Linked DNA regions of Homo sapiens: region 2 is linked to region 1. A link is a loop called in an ENCODE intact Hi-C map of the cell type or tissue named here. Cell type or tissue: heart left ventricle. All regions are shown on one strand. Each heading gives the region's core, and the rest is flanking DNA. Links, peaks and the distances in the headings are about the cores only.

Evidence for each region. Hi-C counts contacts between places; a loop is a spot of excess contacts. Peaks named below come from ENCODE experiments on the same cell type or tissue, not always from the same donor. Only the 100,000 strongest peaks of a DNase experiment are listed, where the experiment ranks them.
Region 2: it touches region 1 in a loop (2.8-fold over the local background); 28 of 110 quality-filtered maps call a loop at or near these places.

Annotation. Positions count from the first base shown.
Region 1 is chr10:99,389,124-99,396,886 of GRCh38, reverse strand. CNNM1 (cyclin and CBS domain divalent metal cation transport mediator 1) reads right to left here. Exons shown (of 11, transcript NM_020348.3): 10 at 6,480-6,581; 11 at 2,557-5,450. The coding sequence ends at 5,371. GOT1 (glutamic-oxaloacetic transaminase 1) reads left to right here. Exons shown (of 9, transcript NM_002079.3): 9 at 1-17. Among named protein-coding and RNA genes, the nearest start is that of GOT1, 38 kb to the left of the region's middle. In heart left ventricle, for the core only: CTCF peaks have their summits at 4,046 and 4,248 (motif pointing left); a DNase peak (open chromatin) is centred at 4,206; H3K27ac peaks cover 1,591 bases.
Region 2 is chr10:99,701,750-99,709,512 of GRCh38, reverse strand. It overlaps ENTPD7 (ectonucleoside triphosphate diphosphohydrolase 7), which reads right to left. Exons shown (of 13, transcript NM_020354.5): 12 at 6,840-7,001; 13 at 1-5,061. The coding sequence ends at 4,830. It also overlaps a transcript of COX15 not described here. Among named protein-coding and RNA genes, the nearest start is that of COX15, 26 kb to the left of the region's middle. In heart left ventricle, for the core only: no CTCF peak of the experiment used is centred there; no DNase peak of the experiment used is centred there.

The sequences.
Region 1 (7,763 bases), core at 1,638-6,637:
AAAAATGTTGATCAAGACATGGAGTTGATTTTATGACCACTAATGGGTTGTGACCCACAGTTTAAAATGAATGCTTTAGAGGGTTTTACTAGTGGCTAAAGGAAAAACTACAATGTGTTCTTACAGTATAGCTTCCTTCAGTGAACTCACCATATAACTCCCTGGTGATTTTGCGGGCTTGTCATTTGGAGGCCAGCTGTCTTATGTTACTTAAGAAACTGGACTTCTTGGACTGTGAGAGGAGATGACATCACTCAGGTTGATTATAGAACATCAGCCCGTTCCCTGCTGTCAGAGTCCCTCCTGGTTTATTGAAACAGAACCACAAAAACATACATCACAATTTCCAGAGTCCAAGGGCCGCTCCAAATGGCCATTTTGTAGAATTTGGTGGGGTTTGATGTTACTTAACACAAGAGGTCTATTAATTGGAGTTTTTAAGTATTTAAAGTTAATTCTTGTGATTTTAATAGGATCTGCCACTTTCTAGGACTCATTTGGGTTGTTAGAAAATCCTGCAGTCCTGAGGGATGACTGGGGCCTCAGAAGTCATCAAGTCCTGCCTCTCCGCCAGTGAAATAGTCTCTCCATATTGTCTCTGACTCATCCATTTCAACTGGTGGGGTGGTAGTGGTGATGGATTCTTTAAATACCTGGTGAGGCATCCCCTTCTGCTGGTGGGGCCTCTTAATTAAAAAAAAAGAGGCTCATTTACCTTTTGCTCACGGTAAAAGTTCATCTACCTTGAACCAGAATTTGATCTTTGTTCCACTCCCCTGCCCCTCCTTTCCTTCCTTTAAACCACAGATAGTAAATCTACTGGCACTTCTAATCTACCACCTTTCAAATATTTGAAAGTAGCAGTTGTCATTCCTTGTTTACACTTTTCCACATGAACTGCCTCTCCCCCACCACTTTTGTTTCTGCACAGGATGTGGTTTCCAGATCCTTCCCTGTCTGGCTGGAGCCCCAGGAGTTCTTCAGAGGACACTCACTCTGCCAGTGTGTGGTTGGGCTGGTGGAAGTTCATGAGTGAATGTGATTAGATGCCCTCCCACCCATCTCTTCACAGCTTTCTGAACATATCAGTCTTTGTTCTCCTCCCAATGTAAAGATGCTTGTTGTTAGTAAGGGAAGGCAGCCAACAGAGAAGTCGAATGATTCTACCTTCTGTCAATCTGCCATTCTCTCCAAACGCTTTCAACCACTCATTCTCCATGGGGACGATACTGCCTCCATGGGGACGAAAATTGGCTCTCTGGGGCAAAAAAAAAAAAAGCCTGAAATACTAAAATGTTGCCTTCCAAAGTGCAATCCTACCTGACCATCTTATTAGTATTTAATTTCTCTTGTTAGGGAAAATTAAAATTTTCTCTTTAGGGGGCTGCCAAAACCATTAAAGATAAACACATCTTTAAATCTAAGTGACAGTACCAAAGTGCTCAAATGTTTTTAGCCTTGAAAAAAGCCCATCTCAATGGGAATCTGGCCTTCTTCTATTCCGACAGATATGTTGGTTGGTGTGGTTCCCACTGCGTTCACCTGAAAAAGGGCTGTGAGTTTGGGAAGCCGGCAGGACTCCTCAGGCCTCTGACATGCCAGTGAACTTCAGAGGTGGGATTGTTTCACCAATTTTGCTCACTCAAGAGCAGGGCACTCCAACCTCCAGGCTCTGCCAGTTCCCAGGTGTGTAACCGTGAGCAAGAAGACAGTAACCTTGCAGACAGTAACCCCTCCTCCACAGGGTGGTTGAGAAAGAAATGAGCTAATGGGTACTTAACAGAATACTTGGAACATAAAGCCCTTGGCAAAATAGTTGTTTCCATTATTTATTATTACCGTTAGTGAAATGAATAGCCTCTACTGAGGTTCCTGAGAAGAATCTTAAGAGGTTTTGGCATAGGCCCCTGATCCTCCTGTTTGCTTTGAGAAATGAGTAGTAGGTGTCAGATTTCAGCCTTCCTTCCACACAGGTATTATATGCCCAAACACATCTTCCCACCTGCCTGGCTGTTCCCTCCCTCCAGCATCGGCTTAAAACTGACCAACAGGCCTGGCCCATTCTTGTGTTCCGTTCCCTAGCCTTTGGTTGCAAACTGCCAGAGTCATGCCACTTGGACTCCTTTCTGAAGGTTCTGCAGAAGCGAGCTAGTGTGACCAACATTCTGTCTCAGGGGCTTGTCTGGGTTTAGCCCCCAAGACCCTGAATTTGGACGGCACCCAGCACAGCACCTCACCCATCACATGGGTTCAGCAAATGCCAGCCCTTCTCACTGTCGTCTTAGTTCCTTCCTCGTCTTTATGCATACTGGCTTCTCATTTGGGTTTTACTTCTCATTTCTGGCATTCACTCCTGCAAAATCTTACCATCTGGCCTCCCAAAGTAGTGTGCCAAGGCTTCCCCGTGACCTCACCGCAGCCTCACACCTGGCCCGGAGCGGCATGCCTCTTCAGGCAGGTGGTGCACAGGTGAGATCATCACACGTGGGCATCACTCAACCTGCATCTCAAATGAAGCCACGTCAGAAGATTCCAGGGGCAAGGAAAACAGCCACATTCCAGGAAAGGCATTTTCATTTTATTTAAAAATTATTTACAATTTATTAAGCCTTCATAAATGCTTTATTTTAAAATCTTTTTTTTAAACTTTTTTTTTAACCTGAAGAAAATCTTTGTGGGGTGGGGGTATATAGGGAGGGGAGTGGTGACAGGCTCCATAGGGATTTTGCAAAGGGATGGGTGTAATGCAACAGCAGTGGCTTGAGCCTGGTGGCCTCAGGTGATGAAGACCAGCCAGGCAGGCACCCCGGGGCCAGTGGTCAGCTGGGCAAGAAGCCTGCATGATGGTAGTTCTTGTTCAAAACTCACCATTTATTGGTTTGGGTCTAAGTACCCAACATTGAGGGCTGACACTTCGCCTGTTCCTACCAGGCAAGAGCAGGTGTTGGGACTGGATGACTGTGAAGTTATCTACGAGAAGTCATGCACTGCTGAGCCTCAGGCCAGGCCAGGCAAGGGGTGTGGTGAAGTCAATAATCATTGCTGGAAAAGGCTTCTCTAGCTCCAAAGTCTTTACTTCCACACGCTGTGGCCCTCCTGTCTGCAACACCTGCTCTGGGTTGTTGGGGAAGAGGGGACAAAGTTATGTGGGGGTGTTGGTTGTACAATACTCTAGGGTGTGCCGAGAATTTCTGAGGACTTCCACTTCTTGGTGGGTGCCAGCCTTCCCCATCAATTGATGGACATTTGAAAAGACCACTTATGATTAAAAACCTGTCTCGAACTGCCCAGTATCCACTTCACTCTGCATTGCAGAAACGCTGGGCTGAAAGTTCCACTATTTAAAATAGTAGTGTTTTTTTTTGTTTGTCTGTTTGTTTTAACTCTTTGTAGGTCTGAGACCTTTGAGAACCTTATGAAAGCTTTAATGCTCTGGAAAAAACATACAAGAATAAATACATTAAATACTGACAGTTTTAGGGGTTTCATAGACCCTCTGAAGTCCAACTATGGACCCCCTGGGGTGATGGACCCCAAGTTAAGAACCCCTGAGTTAACAGTTCCTGTGGGTAAGCATTTTCTTTTGAGATGCAGATAACCCAGAGGAATGATCAGTCTCCCTCCTGCCTGTGAATGACTCAATGGGTGTGGGGAGGTGGGAGGGAGGGTTTTGGAGGAAGGGGAGGGAAGCTGGATGGTATACTACGGGGAAAGGTTTGGGAATGGTTTGGAGATTTAGCAGACAGCACTCGATCAATGAGTTCAGTGAGTACTTGACTGAGAACATCTAAAGAGTAGGAGACAGATCAGAAAGGGAGATAGTTATTCTGAAGACAAATTTCACTTACTTCCAAGTTTTCCCTAAGGCTGGCTGTGGTTGCTTTTCTTTTCTTTTCTCTTTCTTTCTTTCTTTTTTTTTTTTGCGGGGGGAGACAGAGTCTCGCTCTGTTGCCTAGGATGAAGTGCAGTGGTGTGATCTCAGCTCACTGCAACCTCTGCCTCCCAGGTTCAAGCGATTCTCCTGCCTCAGCCTCCCGAGTAGCTGGGACTACATGCCCAGGAGAGATGGGGTTTCACCATGTTGGCCAGGCTGGTCTCAAACTCCTGACTTCAAGTGATCCACCCGCCTCGGTCTTCCAAACTGTTGGGATTACAGGTGTGAGCCACCGCGCCCGGCTTTGCGGTTGCTTTTCAGAACTGTTTTATTCTTGGAAGCAGGTATGCGCGGTCACTCTGCCATCTGGTGGTTATGCTTGGAATTGCACCTGCCCCAACTTCAGGAGAAAAACCAGAGATCCAGTAAGTTCTTGGAATAAAGTACACTCAGCTGATCTGCTAGGGTGTAGTAAGGGGGTGGGAGAAGGACAAATGCATGAAAAAGAAGAATGATTCTTCAACATTCCTGTGTAACTCCCACTGAAGTCCCATGAGATTATGTATCTTTCTTGGCTGACCTGGGCACTCTTTGGTTTGTCATGGCTAAACTTGCTTTCAGCACTTACAGTTTTTCCATGTAAGTTTTGTTTGTTTTTTGCTTTGATTTGCACTTAAGACCTGAAGTTCCATCTCTGGCTCCCAGTTGGGTCTCTCTGCTCCCTGTTCCTTCTCTTCCAGAGCAGAATTATTGATCGATTGAAGACTGCTGATTGGGAGCCAAAACAGATGTGTCCCTGGTAAAAACAGTGACTTGAGGTTCCATCTCACATTCTTTCCATTCCAGCTGAGACATACTGCCCCAGGCTGCTGGAACCCTTATCTAACAGGAAACCAGTCACTAACAGTTTTCTGTGCTGTAATGTCAATCACGCGCCAACATGGCTGAGTCCCACTTCTTTAAAGCTCTGGGGGAAATTCTTGGTCCATCCCCTGAACTAATCTTCAGACCTCCTACTCCAGCCTCCCATGTGCCTGTCTGCCAATGGCACCTTCTGAGCCAAGCTATGCATGAAATGTGTTAGAAAGTTAACATTTTGTTCTGGAGGAAAGAATGGCAAGTTCCAAGACGATAGGTCTCCTATGGCATCAGGGGACCCAAAGAACAAAGAAGAGCATCAGGGGTCCCAGAGTGGCATTGTCAGCTTGCAGTCAGACATCTCTTTTCCAGTCCCAGACTATGCTGTGGAAAAGACCATTTCTAGCATGTTCTATCAGAGGCACCTCCTTCTGTTATGGCCATGTCAAGGTTCTGAGTCGAACTGGAGGTAACGAGGGAAAATCTGCCAAACTGACAGCTAGGGGTGAAGAGATGGAAGGGAAGGCAGAACATTCTGTCACCTGTGGGAGGCCTTGGGGGAAGCAGATGATGGGAGGGTGGATTCTCCCCCAAAGCTCTGGAATTTCACACACCCAGTGAATGCTGGCTTTGCCCTGTCATGTGATCAGAGGTGTTAAATTGGAGTTGTCCTCAGAGGTTCTCTCTCCTTCTGGTGACCTCTTCCTTTTTTGGCCACCTGAAAAAAACAAGTTGCAAGTATCAGCCTGTAACACTGGAGGAACATTCATAATTGCTTGGCAGTCTGAGTTCTTTTCAAAACAGAAGCAGAAATGGAGACAAAGCCCTTGACAGCTTGGTTAGAACTAACCGGCATTGTATGCTGGTGCTGATATTGGCATATTTACATCTTGAAAGATTAGGACGTACTTTCCACATAAGATGCCATCTCTGAAAAGTCACAAACCCAGGCTGGTGCCTGGAATTGAGACTTCCTGGAGGGGACTGAGTAAAGCCCATGTAACACCTCAGGCCCATGCCTCCTGCGCCCCTTGGGGGCCAGCCCCTCTGACTGCCAGACACCCTCAGAGAGGACCAATCTCATAGACTTTGATGTCCCATGAATCAGGGTTGGTGGCTGTAGCTGCAAGCCATTTCCAGGGACCTGCGTTCTCTAGCTCTGAAGCAACCTCCCTTCTGCAGTGGGGCAGGTGGGCATAATTACATAGTTGTCCTCAAGGATGAGAGAGCAATCTGTTCCCAGGTCTGTTTTTAGGAAGGAATATCTTCACCTTGTTCTCTCCACCATTGACTTCCATCTGTGGAGGAGATTGCTCTCTTTCTATTGAGTCTCCTGGACACCAATTCTTTAAAGGACTAGACAGAAAATATTAGAGGCCTGTGGGCCATATGGTCTCTGTCACAATTACTCGACTCTGACATTGTTGCCATAGATAACAAATGGATCTGTCTGTGATCCAATAAGTCCTTACTTACAAAAACAAGTAAAGGAGGGAGGTCAGAATTGACCTGTGGGCATGGTGTGCAGACTTCTGTCCTAGAGGACAAACAACTGAATGGGACAGATCCCAAAACTATCAAGGGTGCAGTGCTGGCCCAACCCCTTCTGCGGATTTCCACAATTGTACCTCATTAGGGTTTCTAAGAGGAGTCCATGGCTCCTCCCCCAAGAGGAAGATGCTAACATGCTTTTCCTACTAACCATCAGCAGGGTGGCTCTCATTTGGGTGAAGAACTAGCTACTCACTCAAGGTTCTCAGCAGCTTCTTGCCCACGTTTTCCTCAAAATCGCTACTGCAGGGGCTGGTCTCTGTATCCAGGTTGATGTTACAACATTCACTATCTGATGCTGAGAAAGGAAAGGAGAGAACTCAAGTTGTCTCAACCTACACACTCAGGCATCAAGAGAGGGTGATTCTGAGTGATGACATCCCTCAGCAAGTGAAGTTTAAGACGTGAGCCAAGGTGAGGGTGGTGTAACAAGGCAGGGACGCCCAGGGAAGTACAGGGTGTCATTAGTTAGCAAGAGGCATTTTAGTGCCACAAAAGGAACAAAAAGATGGAGAACAGGAGCCGGAATCCAACGATCCATGCAAAGTCAGAAATCATTCCCTCTTCTCAAACACTGTTTGGCAAGAGAGAGGGTTTAGAGAACAATGTGTTCTCCACCCAGTCTATTTGCCAGACTAAAAGCACACGTGAGGATAGGTGGAGGTCTCCTTGGTATATTTGCACAAACCCTGGAAAGCCACAGGGTTCAACAACAATGCCCCTGTCTTCTCCCGCAGGACTCAATGGGAATTCAAAGAGTTACAGAATCTGAGAGCCCAGAAGGGGCCAAGCCTTACCACCAATGCAAATAAAAACCTAAGGCAGAGCGGTGTGTTGGAAATGGCACTGCACTGAAGCCATGAGGCTGAGCCTGCTTCTGATGCAGTTTTTGGACTTGAGCAAGTTATTTCCCTTCTCTAGGCCTCCAGGGTCCTCAAATGTCACAGGACGAGGGTGGACTAGATGATCTCCAAGACCACTCCATCGCCTTCATTCTTATTCCTTTGTTACATTTTCTTGCTATGTGCTTTAGCTACTAGATTTGGTGTTGGGGGCAGAAAAGGAACATCAGTTCTAAATTCAGGTCCTGGAACAGTGACTATGTATGTCCCAGATTTTCTGGGTCAGCCACAAGTTCAAACATATTGTCTTGTTGACTTTAAATTTTTTTTTTTTTTTTTTTTTTTGAGATGGAATCTCACTCTGTCACCCAGGCTAGAGTGCAATGGCGCCATCTCGCCTCACTGCAACCTCAGCTTCCCAGGTTCAAGCGATTCTCCTGCCTCAGCCTTCCGAGTAGCTGGGATTACAGGCACCCACCACCACACCCGGCTAATTTTTGTTTTTTTTAGTAGAGACAGGGTTTCACCATGTTGGTCAGACTGGTCTCGAACCCCTAGCCTTAGGTGATCCGCCTGCCTGGGCCTCCCAAAGTGCTGGGATTACAGGCATGAGCCACCGTGCCCGGCCAACTTTAAAA
Region 2 (7,763 bases), core at 1,850-6,849, 310 kb before region 1:
CACAACTTTTGGTTTTGAGTCTTAGTTTTTTAACAGCAATATTTTTTGTAACACCAGGAAAATCCTCACAAGTTATTGCCCCAGGGGCTGGAATCTGGAGCTAGCGTCCCTAAGAGACTAATATGGGAGAATTTGAAACATCTGCTATTTCTACCATAATTCTTATTCCCAATCAACATTACACCACATACCACAGCAAAAAGGACAATTAGATACTAGTTTTGAATTAATTTGAAAAGTTTAAAGACAACAAAAAGAAACAGCCCTCTGTTTCTGTAACAGAGTCTGGAAACTGCCCAAGAATTACAACGAAGTTCTTTAATGAGGTAGATGTAATAGGCATTTATACCTTCATCTAGGCTGTAGTCATCTAATGAATTGCTTGGATGTTGTAGTAAAGGAAATTGTATAAAATTGTTTTAAAAAGATGTATAAAATTTAAAAGTACGAAAAGAAATACAGGAACAAGAATAGATGTAGTGAAAACTTGGCACTATTTCTGACAAAGTATTTTTTTCAAAGTTTATTCCTAAATGTGAGCAAAGCAGTCATAAATGAATGTCAGAAGCAGTTGTAAAGATGGGGCATGGTTAGTTGTGGCCAGCTGTTTTATAAAAAATAGATTCTGTTTATACTTGCAGAAAGATTCTGTTAATGAGCATTTCATTGTAGCTGACAAAGTAGTTGGGCTAGGAGGCCAGTCACTATGACTTTGCACATATTACAACTGCTCTAGGCCTCAGTTTTATCACCCATATAAATCAAGGGGGTTGACCAGAAGCTTTAAAACTCTTCTGAAATTTATTATGATTACTATTAGAAACTCTGTTCCCACCAACCTTATCATCAGGGGTTATGGATAAAATAGGAGGCTCTTTTGGGCAGCCTGGTCTTCTAAACCAAAGGACAAAATGCTCTTCCCAAAATCATATGATTTTTCTACCTTGTCTTCTGCCTTTAGTTTCTAATCTTGTCTAGCCTCTTTGTTTGATAGATGAGAACCGAACCAGAGATGGTAAGTGACTGGCCTGGGGTACCAGAGCTAGTAAATGACAAAGCCAGAACTAGAATCCAGGTCTGCTATTCGTTAAGCCTACTGTTCTTTCCCTTAAGTGATACCACTCACTTGTCTTTCATCCCTGACAAAAAACAAAACATAAAACTGTGAGAAGCATCTGTTTAGATGATATCAGTGAGAAGTATAAATTATTTCAAAAATATAAATATGGATGTGATAATAAATGTTAATGCCTAAAAACACTAGCTTAGCAAGTGCATGGCAGACATTTTTCAGCAATCACTGGATATGATCTTGAAGTTAAAGGAATCTCTTAGGATGAGGAGGGGGTGGGGCAGGATACTTTGGAAGACATTTGGAGAATAAATAGAAGATTGGTGGAAAGTGATGAAAATTTCCCAGACCAGAATAGACACTGTGGACTACTAGAGCAGGGAGGGAGAGAGGAGGGCATGGATTAAAGAACTATCTGTTAGGTACTATGCTCACCACCTGGTGATGGGATCTGTACCCCAAACCTCAGCATCACTCAATATACTCATGTAACAAACCTGCACTTGTACCCCCTGAATTTGTTCCTTGGTGTGGGAACAAAAGTTTCCCAGATTAAGGAAATTCAAGGAGCTAAAGTACAGAGAGAAAAAATGGTATAATTTGGCTTAGAGTTAACTGCAACTTAAGTGAATGAAATGCCACATAAATGGGTATTTTACATATTTTTCATTATGTTCTATGACAAGAATTTTGGGGAAAGTGATGGATTGTGCTATCACAAGACTAAAAAGCATCACTACAAGCCACGGACTCCTATTTTGATGTTTGTGACCTGTCTCAGTAATAACAAGAGTCCTAAAACAGTTCAGGTTCATTGTCTCTGTTAACAAGAGTGGTTGGTAAGATTCAAAGGAACCAGTGGAATGTGAATTTTATGACACCATAATTATCTTCATGGGAGAACCACCAAAGTGCAGAAATGCAAATAGAAGAGAAATCTTTAAAAACCAAAGGGTATGGCAAGATAGATTTCTGCTCCTAGAAGCAAATTATTTTATTATAAGGAAGAAATATATTTAAGTAATTGGCTCTCAGCAAGGAGTAAGTGGCTTTTGTTTCTAGCTAATAAGATTTCATTTAAAATCTATTAATTGGGAGAAGAGAATAAACAAAGGAGCCCATACCAATAATAAATATTCAGTTCTTCTGAGGGATATGACAAAATTTTCCTTCAGTACTGTGGAACTCCTGGAGACCTTGCTCATGGTAATAAAGACAAGCCTAGATACCATAATATTAAAGTAATGAACAGGAAATAACACATTAAACACTCCAAGACAAAATAAGAATAAGAAATACATATATATTGAAAAAGTGATAAATGTAGGTATCCTGAGATTCTCAACTATAAAAAGAACAGTAATAGCAATTTGAATAATACACATAAAATCCTTAAGAGTGTCTGCTACATAACAAAGGCATAACAAATAATGGCTATTATTACAGCCAGGATGAAGAATACTAATAAGAGCTTTCAAACTGGACCAACCACTACTTCCGTGTTTCAAGTTCATTTTTAGCACATGAACATGATCACTGTTAGCCAGTGAAGTAGCTTCTGACTAGATCATTGATTAGATCTCACAAAAAACCAAAAATAGTATATGGAAACCAAGATGAGAGCAAAAGAAAACGTTACCTGAGTAGGCAGCTAAAACATATTTTGACATTATTTTTAAGCAGCATTCATAAGGTTCACGGAGCACAGATAATAAAAGAAAAAGCAATGTAGAAGTCTTAAAAACCAAAGGAAATTGCTATGAAAGAAACCCTAATGAAAGGTAAGAGATTTCCAAAGGAAACAGAGGGCAGGTGCAGTAGCTCATGCTTGTAATCCCAGCACTTTGGGAGGCTGAGGTGGGAGGATTGCTTGAGCCCAAGAGTTTGAGACCAGCCTGGACAACACAGACTCCATCTCTAAAAAAATAAAATAAAAAATTAGCTGAGTGTGGTGGCGCACACCTGTAGTCCCAGCTACTCTGGAGTCTGAGTTGGGAGGACTGTTTGAGCCCAGGAGGTTGAGGCTGCGGTGAGCCATGATGTTGCACAACTGCACTCCAGCCTGGGTGACAGCGTGAGGCCCTGTCTCCAAGAAAAAAAAAAAGGAACAGAGTCTTTGCATGCTTAATCCATGTTTATCTAATTTTAAAACAATACAAGACTGGTCATCTTTTTATCTACCAACCAAGGGTCAGTATACTTATTTTTATCTTAGTTTATTTCTAGGATGATCTTAATTTCTTTTTCCCTGTTTTATGAAGCATTTAGTTCCTTTCTGTTCCCAGTATGAAATTTATTTTTGAAGAATTCTACTTTTGTTTTCTTTAAAGCCAGGGACTTTTTCCCCTATTAATCTAATCCCAAAAATCAAAGGTGACGAAAAGAAAAGAAAATGCTCCCAGCCGTGGGAGCATATTCGTGGAAAGGACATTCAAGGCTACATGTAGGAAAGGGTAAAATATAAGAAAGATTCCATGCGGACCCTGATGAAGAGAAATCCTCATGCAATTTAATGGCTAAATGTGGAGGAGAAGCAAAGCTCTGGAAGGGTAGTGGGTGAAGATGTAATTATTATGGCTTTTCCTCTCGCTTCATTAATGGAAGTGCTGTTTGTGACTCAGCAGTCTCTTAATAGAGGTTCTGAAAGTTGCCAGATGGCTTATTAACAGATTGATCTATTCCAAATTTGCTCCCTTTCAGACATTCCAAGAGTCATAAATTGAGAAACTTCTATTTCTCAGAAATAATTAATAAGAACTTTGATTTTATTGCCTTTGCCCACTCTCCTGATTCTGTTCCCCTTTTCTTTAAAAACAACCCAAATACATTCCCCATACTACATACTGATTTTAGCAGTGAAATGAAAGAACTCTCTTTATATCTTCCTGTGTAAGGGCTCACAAAAACAGGCCCAGGGAACAGTGACCTAAAATCAGACAAATCCAGGTTCCCAGTCCCCATCACAGTTTCTCCATCCTACTAACACACTTAAGGCTCAAAAAGCAAAATTAATGCCCAAACAGCCTGTGAGGCACATAAAAATGGAAAAATTTTCTATCCTCATCATACCAGGCATCAGATAAGATACTAAAATCTTCCACAGACCATTCATTTAGAAGGGGTTCTAACCTTTAAAATCATGTACTAACATCATCAACACTACGACAGGGATCTTGGATCACACCCATGATGGCTTCTTTGTCAAGGAAGCAAGGAAGTTATATCATTTTGGTGCCTGGAAATTCCTATGTGGTCGATTGAACTGCAAAGATCTTGGATCCCTGTTAAAGGTTGTGGATCTCCACATAAATGATATCTCTGTTACAGAGAAAGAAGGGGCTGCTGCACTTGCTAGAATGTCTCTGGCTTTGTATCAGATGCTACAAATTTCATTTCAACCAGGCTTCCAGTGTGCCAAATGCCAAACTTCATGCTTTAGCAAGGGAAGAAAAGGTGAGATTCTAGGAACACACCAGACCTCTCAGAAGGAGTCGAAGCCTGCTTCACTTGGACAAAGCTTGGTCCCCCGTATTAGCACCAATCTCCTGTCATTTAGTTCCTCACAGATTAAATTATAGCTTCTCTCAGAGAAGACCTGGGTACGGAGAAGGAATTACGGTAGAAAGTAAAGTAGAAATTCCAAGGGCAAATATCCACAAGGTCAGACATCACAGCATCTGAGGCTATATAAGAAAGTGGAGGAATTCAATGAGCAGCAACTCGGGGGTGCTCAAGCTTCTCTAGTCCTGGTCCAGCCTCACGGCCCCACCTGTACTCCCATCATGGGCACCACCTCTTCAAGCCACAGCAAGTCCAATGGAGCTGAGGCTCGTGTTTGTCGGTGGTGAATTCGGCGTAGCCGCAGAAGGTATAGGAAGATGGCCAGTAGCACCACCAGGATACAGGCAAAGAAGAGATAGTGGTTGTATACAAAGGAGAGACGGAACCAGCTACCATGGGCTTGTCGGACACCTTCCTGCCGAAGATCCCTAGGGAAGAATTAAGAATTTGTAGGTGGAAAAAACTGTTAAGTTTCAAAGGGAGACATTTACTGATTTGAAAGGCCCAGTAGTGTTATCACATTTATTCCATCCACATAAACATTTTATGACACCAGCTCCACAGAGCAGGCAAAGCTGAAGAACATCCCCCGCCCCAGGAGCCCTTCTGTGTCTTCCTTCCCACGGCCCCCAGAAGGGACCTCCAGGCTTACACCCTCCAGAATCTAAGCCAAGATGGGAAGGCCTTTGAAATTGAATCCCAAAAAATGAACAGAAAGGCTAGATTGATCACCTGTAACATAAGTCTTAAAATATGGCTTATAAATACAGTACTAATGAGAATAGGGTATCCCCTGAATCCAATAAAGAAATCAGAGTGTGTGTGTCTAAATCCTTTTTTTAAAGTTGCTATGCAGCCAAGTGCAGTGGCACATGCTTGTAATCAAAGCACTTTGGGAGGCCAGGCCAGGAGAATTGCTTGAAGCCAGGAGTTCAAAACCAGCCTGGTCAACATAACAAGACCCCATCTCTGCAAAAGAAAAATCAAAAAATTAGCTGGGCATGGTGGCGAGCACCTGTATTCCCAGCTACTCAGAAGGCTGAGGCAGGAGAATCACTTGAGCCCAGGAGTTCAAGGTTGCAGTGAGCTATGAACACGGCACTGCCACCACACTCAGCCTGGGCAACAGAGCAAGACCCTGTCTCAAAAAAATAATAAAAAATAAAGGTACTATGTTTCCTTAGGATCTAGGATATATCTAAATAAAGCTGTTACCTGATCAACTGTATTACAGTCAGATAAAAATAAGGCGATATGAAAACCAAGTGTAATGGTCCACCTGGCTAGAACAGAAGCCACTCTTCAGCAGTCCAGATCCAGATCTAGTTTTGTCTGGTTTGACCTGCAGTGTTCTTCTAGAATGCGAATCTCTAAACTGAAAGACTTCATAAAAAATATGGATTTCTGACTTTTCTGGACAGATGAGAACTGGCAAATGCTGGGACAGTGCTTGTGTGTGACAGTAACCAGCCCATTAACTGGGATACATGCTCCAGTTGTGGGCAACCCCCACCTAGCCCACTTCCCTCACTTCTGTCGCCTGCCTGGCTGCTGACGGTATTGAGTTTAGAGGAACAGACATCAAAGATACAAAATTCATCTGAGTTTATCTGAAATAGTCCAGGGTACAGGTACCTAAAAATTGTCCCAAATATCTGACAGTACATAAAAGTAAGGTATCAGGCTACCAGAGTTTGATGAAAGTAGCCCCACTAAAAACATCTCACGTCCTTTATTCTAATTCTGACCCACCAAAAAGCCTTCTAAGTCAATGACACAATGTCTGGAGTGCCTCTGTATGTTATGAAAGATTGCTCTAGACATCCTACCCCTGTTCTTTAGTCAGATGTGTTTTCCAGGGTAACCCAAGAATGACATTTTAGCTTGTCAGTATCTTGGAAGTGATTAGTAAGAGCTCAGTCCTAAAGACTGGTTTGTTGTGAGTAAACAAATAAAGCTGGATTTCTGAAACAGCAAAGCTGAGACTCCAGACCAGTAATGCTCAACCTTCTTTCTGTTCGAGCATGCCTGGTAGTAACAGTGGCTCACATGGAAGTAAAGGAGTTTGTTTTTGTGAGGGGGTAGAGAGGAAGGTCACTTAAGACCTATTCTAAGCTGGTTAAAAAAAAAAAGAAAGAAACCGATTCTGAGGCATCAACTGATATCCTCTGAGCTCAAGATACCAGATTGGTCAGTCTTACTTTACCTGAGTGGTAAGAATCGTGTTTTATATAGAATGGCTCCCAGCGTCCACTGAACCTCTCGGTCATACACCAGCTGGGCTGTCCGCAGGTTTGGGTAGTCATAGGGAAAGTGGAATCCTTCATGTAAGACTTGGTACATCCAAGCCGATTTAAAACACTGATATCTGTGTGACAAAAATAATTAAATTTTAAAAAAAGAGAAAAGAATTCTAATACTTTCCTTTGCAATAAGCCACTCCGTATTCCCACAAGTTATTAAAAGACCTACCTCCTCCCGCTTCACCTTCCTCACCTCTAAGTGGGTTATTTCTAAGTCAGCCTACTTATCTTGTGTTTACCACAAAGGCAATAATGATACTGTGGCTGTGTTTTTCTTTTTCTTTTTTTTAAGAGTCCCTATCTTCAGAGAGCATATTAAAATATCTACAAATGTAATTATAGGATGTTTGGGATTAGCTTCAAAACAACCCAGTTGAAGTAAGAGGGGGATTGTGGATGGGAAAACAGATAAAAACAAGATGGGCCAGGAGCTGATAAATGTTAGTAGGAAAGCAGGGTGACAGGTACACAGGAGTTGATTACACTATTCTAGTTTTGTTTATGTTAAAACAATTTTTGTTTTTTTTTGAGACAGAGTCTCACTCTGTCACCCACGCTGGAGTGCAGTGGCGCGATCTCAGCTCACTACAACCTCCACCTCCTGGGTTCAAGCAATTCTCCCTGCCTCAGCCTCCCGAGTAGCTGGGATTACAGGCACCTGCCACCAAACCCTGCTAATTTTTGTATTTTTAGTGGAGACAGGGTTTCGCCATGTTAGCCAGGCTGGTCTTGAACTCCTGAACTCAGGTGATCCACCCACCTCAGCCTCCCAAAGCACTAGGATTACAGGTGTGAGCCACCATGCCCGGCAATTTTAAACAATTTTT